Regions from separate parts of the Homo sapiens genome. Here region 1 is linked to region 2. Evidence: chromatin loops called from intact Hi-C (ENCODE). Cell type or tissue: ascending aorta. All regions are shown on one strand. Each heading gives the region's core, and the rest is flanking DNA. Links, peaks and the distances in the headings are about the cores only.

The links. Hi-C counts contacts between places; a loop is a spot of excess contacts. Peaks named below come from ENCODE experiments on the same cell type or tissue, not always from the same donor. Only the 100,000 strongest peaks of a DNase experiment are listed, where the experiment ranks them.
Region 1: it touches region 2 in a loop (2.8-fold over the local background); 1 of 110 quality-filtered maps calls a loop at or near these places.

The regions. Positions count from the first base shown.
Region 1 is chr14:32,370,091-32,375,477 of GRCh38, forward strand. All of the region lies in intron 1 of AKAP6 (A-kinase anchoring protein 6), which reads left to right. Among named protein-coding and RNA genes, the nearest start is that of AKAP6, 43 kb to the left of the region's middle. In ascending aorta, for the core only: no CTCF peak of the experiment used is centred there; no DNase peak of the experiment used is centred there.
Region 2 is chr14:32,430,384-32,435,770 of GRCh38, forward strand. It overlaps AKAP6 (A-kinase anchoring protein 6), which reads left to right. Exons shown (of 14, transcript NM_004274.5): 2 at 3,077-3,434. The coding sequence starts at 3,111. Among named protein-coding and RNA genes, the nearest start is that of AKAP6, 100 kb to the left of the region's middle. In ascending aorta, for the core only: no CTCF peak of the experiment used is centred there; DNase peaks (open chromatin) are centred at 2,628 and 3,248; H3K4me3 peaks cover 3,839 bases; H3K27ac peaks cover 4,758 bases.

The DNA.
Region 1 (5,387 bases), core at 265-5,264, 60 kb before region 2:
TGACCATTATTTCTAAGTCAGTATGTTGTGTTCCACTTTGGCCATATGATGCTTGGCATTTTCAGGACAGGGTCAAAGTTCTGAAACACCTGCCATCTGTCAAGAGGAGACCAGAAAGACTGTCCACAAATTAGCACAAACCAGAAACTGCTGTTGGAAAAGAAGCTTAGTGGTTTCCCTAAGGGGAGTAGCATCACCTTCACACAGAAGGGAGAAGCTTTCTTGGTCCTTAGCCACCATCAGTTTGTGCCTTACAAAGACAGTGCTATCGAATTGATGGTGTTCTAGGTTCTTAAGAGGAATGCTTATAAAAATGGTTGCTGAATGTCAAGTGCTGTTTAAATGCTTAATTACCAGAAGTGAACACAAATAATGAGGGAGTTTGATTCCCTACAAACCAGAACTGTTGTTCCTGATATGTGACCATTAGCAGAGCTCTGCAGTGTCTTTTATTGCACGGTTCTGAGGCTTTGCCGTTAACAACTTATTAATTGATCAGGGAAGAAACCAGTGGCTGTATTAGTGCTGGTGAAATGGAAGAAAGACTGAGCAACTTGCATAAGATAAATCTTTTACTACACTGTAAACAATGGAGTGGTGGTAAGTTCTCTTAAAGCTGAAAACATTACTGTTATGAAGGCTCTGAAAATGGAAAAAAATGAGAAAATGATTAAAGATCTTTTTGGGGTTAGAATTTTTTAGTTTTGCTGGCATGAAAAGACTTGGGCAGATTTTAGTACTGGAGGGACCTGCCTTATTCGTTGTGTATTCCATTCATGATTGCTCTTTCCTTGTGTAAGAGGAAGAGGAGTGACTCATTATGACTCTTGGTTTTAATTTCAGTAGATTCCTGAAGGTGCAGAACTGAGTGAACAGATCATCCTTTTTAAACTCACTCAGGCTGATTTCTTTTGAGGGATGTTATTTGTTAGTTTAAATAGTAGTACTGAGAAGTAGAGGAGTGTATATTAAACTGTGGCAAGAGAACTTCAGAAACAGGAAAAGTAACTAAGTCCTAAAAATAAATTCTTGTCTTGTTTTCTGTGACTGATAAAACATCATAAGTAAGACATATGCACCATAACCCCAACCCCTAGTGAATATACATGCATTTTATAGAGCTAGAACACACATATGTCAAAAGTCACCTTAAAATCTTTCTGAGAAAAGGATAGGTAAATACATAAAATGTACACATGAAGACTACTATTTGTTTTTATTTAAGTGTTAACATGTTTGTATGTTTGGGAGGCCAAGGTAGGAGGATCACTTGAGGCCAAGAGTTCAAGACTAGCCTGGGCAACATAGTGAGACCTCCATCTCTACAAAACAAAAACAAAACAAAACAAAACCAAAAACCAAAAGAATTAGCTGGGCGTGGGGGTGCTCATCCGTAGTCCTAGCTACTCAGCAGGCTGAAGCTGGGGGATTGCTTGAGCCCAGAAGTTTGAGGCTGCAGAGTTACGATCATTGCACTCCAGCCTGGGTGACAGAGCAAGACCCTGTTTCTAAATAAAATAAAATGATTCTATAAAAATTGGTGACATTGGTCTGCAGTAGAGGGAAAAATCATGGGGAGTTGAAATAGGTGAGAAAAGCTTCATGAAAAGGTGGGATTAACTGTTGTTTTTTGAAGAATGATCTCATAAGAGGAAGTTAGAAAGAGGCAGGGTACCTCAAATGTGGAGACTAGAAGGAACTAAGGTGTAGCTTGGAGTCAAAGATTCCAGGTGTAGTGGGGTGGAGTGGAAGCTCCTTAGGGAAGCCACTTACCTGATTTGAAGGGTGGTTTCCTCATCTGCAAGATATGCAGATTAGTACTCTTTCACTCCTATTTCTCTTTCTCTCTCTACTTCTCTTTTCTTTCTTCTCTCCTTCTCCCTCTTCCTCCCTTCTCTCCTTCCTTCTCTTTTTTTTTCCCTACACATATTTATAAGTACCTACTTTATTCCTTAATTGTACTGTGCCCTGGGGATATAGAATGCTCCTACAAGGGTCAGGGCCTCACAGAGGAGATGAACAAATAAACTGCTGTACAGAAGGATGCACATGGTCCTGAGGAGGCTAGCTTGAGGAAGGAGTGGCTAACAGGTTGGGAACTGGGGAAGACTTGTTATGCAAATCAAAATTGTAACCACTTTGTAAATACTAAGTATTTATTAATGTAACATTTTTTTCTTTTACTTGTGATGCATTTTTTTTTTGTGGCTTCTGTGACTCTTTGTAAAGGAGTTCTGAGTCACTAGTTAAGATTTTTTATAAAGAAATACACCATTAGCAGGCCGAGGAGGGGATGTTTTAGTTTAGTGAAACTTGGACCAGTGTCAATTTAATGGGTCAGACGTAGTGTTTGTAATGGGTAAGAAGTACTAGTCATCCAAATCAAATGGCCATAACAATGAACTCTGAAAATAGTTATATATTTTTTAACAGAGTAAAGCTTCTTTATAGCAATATAATTCTTTAAGATCACTTTTTTTTTTTTAATTTTTGGAAGCTAGAGACAAAGTAGAGGAACTGGCAAGATTCAGATTTTTGGAATCAAGCATTAAATTATTAATTGGCAAGAATTTTTCTGAAAACACTAGTAGGAGGAATTAGGAACCCCACAAGCAAAATAACATTACCTTGGAAGAATGAATGGTATATTCAGTTTTACCTCTACATCTTTTTGTTGCTCTGTGTGTGTGTGTGTGTGTGTGTGTGTGTGTGTGTATTCACATGTGCTTGTGTGTCTGAGAGAGAGAGGAGAGAGAAAAAGAAAGAGAGCGAGCGAGCATTATGGGATTTGGGTAGTTTTGGAAACTTTCTTTTGAGAATACTGAGAATGATTGGGGGAAATTAAGTGAGTGGTTGAAGTACTATTGCTAATTGTTGCTTGTTTTAGGAAAAGATGATGTCAGACACAATCCTTGGTAGAAATTTTGAGAGAATTTTTGATGTTTCAGAGTCTGACGGTTCTAGCTCTTTATAATATAAATTTCATTTCAAAATTTATGGCTTTTTTGGGGGGGTGGGGTATAAGTGTAACTGCCTAAGGGATTCACCTTGCCTGCTGCCTAGACAGAGCCGATTCATCAGGACAGGGGAACTGTAATAGAAAAAGAGTAATTCACACAGAGCCAGCTGTGCGGGAGACCAGGGTTTTATTATTACTCAAATCAGTCTCCCTGAGCATTTGGGGAGCAGAGTTTTTAAGGATAACTTGGTGGGTGGGGGAAGCCAGTGTTCCAGGAGAGCCGATTGGTCAGAGATGAAATCATAGGGAGTTAGAGCTGTCTTCTTGTGCTGAATCATTTCCTGGGTGGGGGTCCAGAAGATCAGATGAGCCAGTTTATTGATCTGGGTGGTGCCAGCTGATCCATCAAGTGCAGGGGCTGCAAAATATCTCAAGCACTGATCTTAGGTGCAGTTTAGGGAGGGTCGGAATCTTGTAGCCTCCAGCTGCATGACTCCTAAACCATAATTTTTAATCTTCTGGCTAATGTGAGTCCTACAAAGGCAATCTAGTCCCCAGGCAAGAAGGAGGTCTGCTTTGGGAAAGGGCTGTTACTGTCTTTGTTTAAACTGTAAACTAAGTTTCTCCCGAAGTTAGTTCAGCCTATGCCCAGGAATCAACAAGGACAGCTTGGAGATTAGAAGCAAGGTGCAGTCAGTTAAGTTAGATCTCTTTCACTGTCTGTCATAATTTTGCAAAGGCGGTTCCATAAGGTCATTTTTAGCACTTCTAGAAATAGACCAAGCATTAGCTAATTGTCAGTGAACTTCTCCTCACACGTAAAAGTCTTTATAGGAAGAAAAACCCTTACTCCATAATTATAGAAGACAGATTTGAAATGTATGTAACCCATTTGGATTAAATACAACAGCTGATATACTTATCCCTGGTTAAAGATGAGCGATAGTAAAAACCCCTGGCGTATGGAACAGAGGACAGACAGATTGCCACTGAGCAAAGTAAAAAGGCCCAGAGACAGCAACTTAAAACTTTGCGTAAGGAATAGCATACTTCTTAGTCTGGTGTTCAGTTTAATTCAGAGACATATTGAGGACCTAGAATGTGTTGGGATATGCTGGGTATTGTGTATACAAAGACTGGGAGATAGTCATCAAGGAGCAGCTAGTGCAGTTGGGAAAAACACATACGTAAGTATTAATCACAGCTCAACACGGTAAGTGCTACAATGCAATTGAGAGAGAGAGAGGCAGAGAGACAAAGAATGAATATCAATCAGTTAACTTTGTCCGGGGAGTCATCCCAGAGGAGATGCTGCTGCTGTTAAAAATGATTAGACATTTGCCAGACAGAAAAATAATGAAAGGCTCTTCCAGGCAAAGATAGAAGGATGACAAAGGCTTAGCCACAAAAAAGTCTATAAGGCATTAAGGGGATGTTGATTCATTCCATTTGGTTAGAACATAGGGTCAAATCAGTAGGAGGATGGAAGGCTGGAGTGGTAGATTGGAGCCAAGTTGTGAAGGGCCTACTTAAGGTATTTGGATGCTACCCTGTAGACAACCCGGAGCCTTCATAGTTTTACTCCTCCTTCCCCAACATTTTATTATGAACAGTTTTAAAGTATAGATTTTATTTTTAAATAAAATGGAAAGAATTCTACAATCAGTACTAGTATAACTACCATTAGATTGTACTATTAACATTTTGCTAAACTTGTTTAATCACCTATCTATCCCTTTATAATCCATCAATTCATTTTATTTTTTATACATTTCAAAACAGATTGTACGTTTCAGTACATTCCTCTCTAAATACTTCAGCATGACTATCATTAACTAGTGTTCATTGTTTGTTTAAGGTATTTGATAGAAAAATTATAATCTTTGTAGGTTTTAAGATATGAAAATAAGATAATCAATTTTGTATTTAAGAAACATCATAGTGTGGAGGATCAACTGGAAGAGTGAAACAAATTAGAAACCTATTTCATAAATCTAAATGAGAGGTGATAAGAATGTGATGAAAGCCTGTAGTAGGAATGAAACAGTACTAATCAATTCAAGAAATAATCTGGAAATGGAATCAGTGGATCAGTTGATCACCCAAATGTGGGGAGGGAAGTAGTGGAGGCAAAGGCAGGGTTGAGAGAATAGAAAAAGTAAAAAATGAATTCAAGGTTTTCTAGCTTTGACGACTGGGTGTTTGATAATGGGACACATAATACAGAAGGGAAAAGAAGTATGGAAGTACACTACAACAGAAGATACTATGTGCAGTTTTGAACATGATAAGCTCAAAGTACCTGTAGGACATTTCAGGTACACATGTTCAGGTGTTGTTTGGAAGTACTCTCTGGAATTTTAGAGAAATATCAGGGCTAGGTTTGTAGATATGGAGTGTATCAGGCTAGGGAATTGAAGCTATCACT
Region 2 (5,387 bases), core at 94-5,093:
TATGGAAATGTTGCAGGTTGGGACATAAGCTAATTCTTTAGTGTGTTTTTTAGTTTACGGTAGGATGTGTATTCCCAAGAAGGCCCTGCCTTGACTTAGGAGTTTCAGAGAAAACACGGTGACTAAGCACTGTTTTTTCAGTTGTGCAGGGCTTTGGGGCAGGGTTTTGCGGTGAGTGTGTATGTGTCAGTGTAGCTTAAACAGTTCATTGTATGCTGCCCTGGCTCAGCATTCAGTTTTCTAGTTTCAGTGACTCTGGCTTCTTAGAAGAGGGAACCACTGTGACACCAGTGTCTTCATTTATAACCAGTTCTAAGTTCTTGACCTAGAAACCTTATTAACCTTTATGTATCAGATTCCTTCTATAGCATTGTGATTCTAAACTTACCCCCAGAGGGCAGTGGGTCGATTAATAATTTTTTTTAAATATTAAAAATTTGGGGCTGGGTGCGGTGGCTCATGCCTGTAATCCCAGCACTTTGGGAGGCCGAGGTGGGCGGATCACGAGGTCAGGAGATGGAGACCATCCTGGATAACACAGTGAAACCCTGTCTCTACTAAAAAAAGTACAATTAGCCAGGCATAGTGGCAGGCACCTGTAGACCCAGCTACCTGGGGGGTTGAGGCAGGAGAATGGCGTGAACCCGGGAGGCAGAGCTTGCAGTGAGCTGAGATGGCACCACTGCACTCCAGCCTGGGCAACAGAGTGAGACTCCATCTCAAAAAAAAAAAAATTGGAGAAATTGGAATCAGCCTGAGGCTGGGGTATGGTTTATGAAGAAGTGGTATGGTAGCTCACTCTTCCTGGAGTTTTATCCCTCTCAGTGAAATTTTGTTATCTTCTGATTGTTTTTTGTTTTAATAGCTGGGTCTAGTATTATTATTACTTGTAAAACTGAATGCAAGCATGGTTAAAAATATGGGGTATCTGCCTTATATTCATGGGAAAGAAAAAAAGTGTGGGGTATGGATTTCTGCCTTTTGCATTCAGGTGGCGAAGGCTGTTGAATTGAAGCCTGAAGCCATTCTCTAAGGCAGGTATCAAAGTGATAAACCTACTTTATAACATATATTTTGCTTTTTGCAAATAACTTTGTTTTAAAAATTTATCTGTAATTCTCTTTTTTATTTTTTATTTTTTGAGACGTAGTTTCACTCTTGTTGCCCAGGCTAGAGTGCAATGGTGCAATCTCGGCTCAGCTCACTGCAACCTCCCCCTCCCGGGTTCAAGCCATTCTTCTGTCTCAGCCTCCTGAGTAGCTGGGATTACAGGTGCCTGCCACTACACCCGGCTAATTTTTGGTATTTTTAGTAGAGACAGGGTTTCACCATGTTGGCTAGGCAGGCCTCGAACTCCTGACCTCAGGTGATCTGCCTGCCTCGGCCTCCCAAAGTGTTGGGATTACAGGCGTGAGCCACCACGTCTGGCCTTCTCCTCACCATTGAATTCAAAAGTTAGATGCCTGAGAAATTAGGGAAAAGGATTACACTGCAGTATTGGAAAGATTCTGAAAAAATATGTCATAGGAGTAACTTAGTCTTAAGGCTTTTGTCAACTCAACAAGTCTTTTTTATTTCCACTCCTCATTCCTGTATGGAAAGATACATGTTTCTAGTCAAATTGGAAGCATTTTAAAAAGTTTCCCCTCTATTTTGGTATGTAAAAATAATTTTGCTTTTCTTTTTTTTTGCTGAATATTTGTTACTGTACAAATATGAACCACTTTTTGACAATCACATTTAATTTCTGATCTTTAGGTCAGTCACCTTTCATCTTTGGGGAAATAACAATATAAACTAACTTGAATTTGTAGAACCCGAAAAAAAAGTATAAAAGAAAAATAAATTCATTGCCTTGAGTAGAAGAAGCTGCTCTTGAGACTAAAAATAGTGCTTATTTATTTTAAAGTATAAGAGCCTAAAAGTTGATATTTTATACTAGACTCGTTCCAGAAGAAAGATAAATTTAATAGCTGGATAATTAAACTAATTAAATTCATCTTAAAATGCCACCTTACTTTTTGATGAATTACACTTATGTTATTTTAACTTATTTGGTTAATATTTTACTGTTTATGTATTTCAGACCAATTTATTACCCCTAAAATTCCAGAAGCCTCTAAAAATTCCATATAACCAAATATTAATGTAATTTAGATTGAGAGTTAATTAGATCTATTCAGTACAATCCATGATTTATACTTTCTAGGAAAGTAAAGATTTGGGATTGTCACAGGTTATTATTTAACTAACAAATCATAGAAAGGAGCAACATCTCCTGAATTCAGCTCAGTGTTTTTTGTGATTAGAACATCTTCCCACGTAGCTGTCCCACGTATTGAATATGTTGATTTTATAGTCAAAATGATGTTTGAATATTTCTAGTAGAAAAGCCCAAAATAATCCTGGCTTGAACAAGATAGAAGTTTGGTTTTTTCTCACATAAAAGAAGTACAGAGCAGCAATCAGACCTGGTACGGTAGCTCCTCCGGTATCAAGTGGAACCCGTGTTTCTACCCTCATGCTCCACCGTCCTCTACCCGTCATACGCAAAGGCCTCTCTGGGTCTGAGTTGCCAGCTGCTCTAGCCATCAAGTCCACATTACAGCCTGGAAGAAGGGGAGGAAAGTAGAAGGGCATAAAGGGAGCCCCTCCTAATTGAGTCAGCTCCCTGTAAGCAGCTCTCCCAGAATTTCAACACAACAATTCCACTCATTGGCCAGAACATGGCCACACCTAGCTGCAAGGGAGATAGGGAATGTAGTTTTAAATTCTGTGCAGGAATATGAACAGCTAAAAACCAGGATTTTGTTACTAAGAAATAAGGGAAGAATAGATGGGGGCGGTGGGGGGAGAGTAGTCAATATCACAGTGGTTTTATGTTCATATTATTTCCTGGCTCTTGGGGCTACCATGTAGAAAATCAAAACACCTCTTTCTGTTTTTGTTATGAGCTATGGTTTCTTAATTTAGAAATCTGGCTTAATTTAGAAATCCTGTTTCTTCTGTGAAGTATCATTTCTTTATTTGGCAATCTTGACTGACTCTTGCTTTCTTCTTTCCTCTTGCCTTTCAGCTGTTTTGGAAAGAAGTGAGGTTTAGACTTCTCCATGTTAACCATGAGCGTGACACTTTCCCCCCTGAGGTCACAGGACCTGGATCCCATGGCTACTGATGCTTCACCCATGGCCATCAACATGACACCCACTGTGGAGCAGGGTGAGGGAGAAGAGGCAATGAAGGACATGGACTCTGACCAGCAGTATGAAAAGCCACCCCCACTACACACAGGGGCTGACTGGAAGATTGTCCTCCACTTACCTGAAATTGAGACCTGGCTCCGGATGACCTCAGAGAGGGTCCGAGACCTAACCTATTCAGTCCAGCAGGATTCGGACAGCAAGCATGTGGATGTACATCTAGTTCAACTAAAGGTAAGGCAAGGTCTGTGATCCTCTCAGGATAGAAGTTTTCAAAAGGCTGTGGCACCTAGAGACTGTGTTCTGTAATTTCCAGTGAGGAATTGTCCAGGAAGAAAAGCACAGTACCAGGTTTCAAACCATTATCTTTAGAGATAAACATGGAAATAATTAATTCTTCTCTGATTTTACTACATGTGCTGATTATCTAGAATACAACTGGCCTTTGGTGATAGTGCAGAGAAATGGGGAAAGGGAGGGGTATTTTTGTGCAGTGTTATCAAAATAAGTTACACAGAATAAAAGTATTTAAAAACTCTTACAAAGGGTTTAATAAAAGACTCTTATAGGTAAAATATCAAATGCAGCTGTGATTGTGAGTATTTGTATGTGACTGTTATCTTCAGTTGAAGCTGATGCTGCCTTTGTGGCAAACAATGAATTCTGACATAGTAGGGAAGGGCAATGTTCTTTTACAATGAGTTGTTTCATCCAGGCACAATGCTTCATGTAGAACAAAGGTGATTTTATGACAACTCATCTAAAGTTCAGACATTTAAAAAAAAAGTCTGTGGACTCAGAAGCCCTTTAAAAGCCTGACTGTTGGTGATAATGAAATGGAGTTGCTAGTAAAGAGTACTACTAATAGCGTTTTTGGCCTAGGGACTTCAAGATAAGGTGAACCTCGCCCTGCCATAGTCACTCCTCTCTCCCAGGTCCTTGAGGGAAATACACACTCAGGTCAGTGACCTGCAGAGCAAGACAGGTTTATAACCAATCAGGGCACTGGCCACAAACCCCATGGTAAATTTCTAGTCAATTAGAAGTAACACTAAGGAAACTTCCTTTACCTAAACTGGTTCATCCTAAATAATCTGAAATGAAAGGTCAAACATTCTTGGATCTTAACACTTAAATGGTTTACAGGATGCAGCCATCAGCCTGAGTGGGAAAGATGAGCACTTAAAATGAAGCATAGAGCCTAGAGCAGAGCAGGCTCAGCCTTCTCAGGCTGGTTCAGCAGATCCAGAGCCCAGCTGCCCCATTACAGAAAGTGTTCAAATGAGTGTGGTCGGGGGAGAGAACAAAAGAGCCAGAATCTTAAAGGTGACTGGGCTTCTCCCAGGTTGAGCAGGTCTAGTGTCTGATTTCTACAGGTTATTAGGGAAAAAAGTACAAAAAGGCAACAGAGAGATGGCTAGGAATTAGCTTCAACAGAATGCAAACCCCAGCCATCTTTCTGCTGTTGCAGCAGGGAGTGATTTGACTCAGTCTGTGAAACATGGTTTGTATAATCAGAATAGCAGGTCTCCAACTCCTTGAGGTTAAAGTGAAATAGAAATTTGGAGGCTCTGCTTTGCCCCCTTCCCTTCTCTGTCCCCTCCAAGGCTACCCTTACATGTAGCTCCCATAAGTAGATAGGGGGTTAGGTTTATAAGGAAAGTCAACTACTGCTTTCTGGAATCTTTCAGACTTACATAGAAAAGGTGGGGACAATAAAGGGAAATATCTTTAGAAGTCTCAGTAAAAAAAATGTGTTGTTAAGGGCTATTAAAAACATTAATGAGTCAATTAACTTTATTGAATTACATTAACAACTTGGAAGTGAAAATTTAAATTTTAGTTCCAAATAAGAATGTAAAGTTTTTGTACAATTAACATAGGGTTATATTTAGTGTTTGAGAAACCAACTCTAGGGTTGTATGTATTTTTCTCATTGGAACTGCCTATCACGTTCTTACCTTGGTCAAAAGGTATTTCACACCCACCTCCATCAGCTCCATCCCTTAGTGTGGTCTGTCTCCCCTGCTGAGAAAGGAGCCCCAGGAGGGCATGAAGTCAACACAGTAATTACATAGTAGTTACTCAGTCAATAACTATTAAGGGGATAAATATAAATTGTCCTATGTTCATTTTATCCTAGGATGTCTATCATGACTTTTCGGGGTACTAGTTTCATTAGGTTAC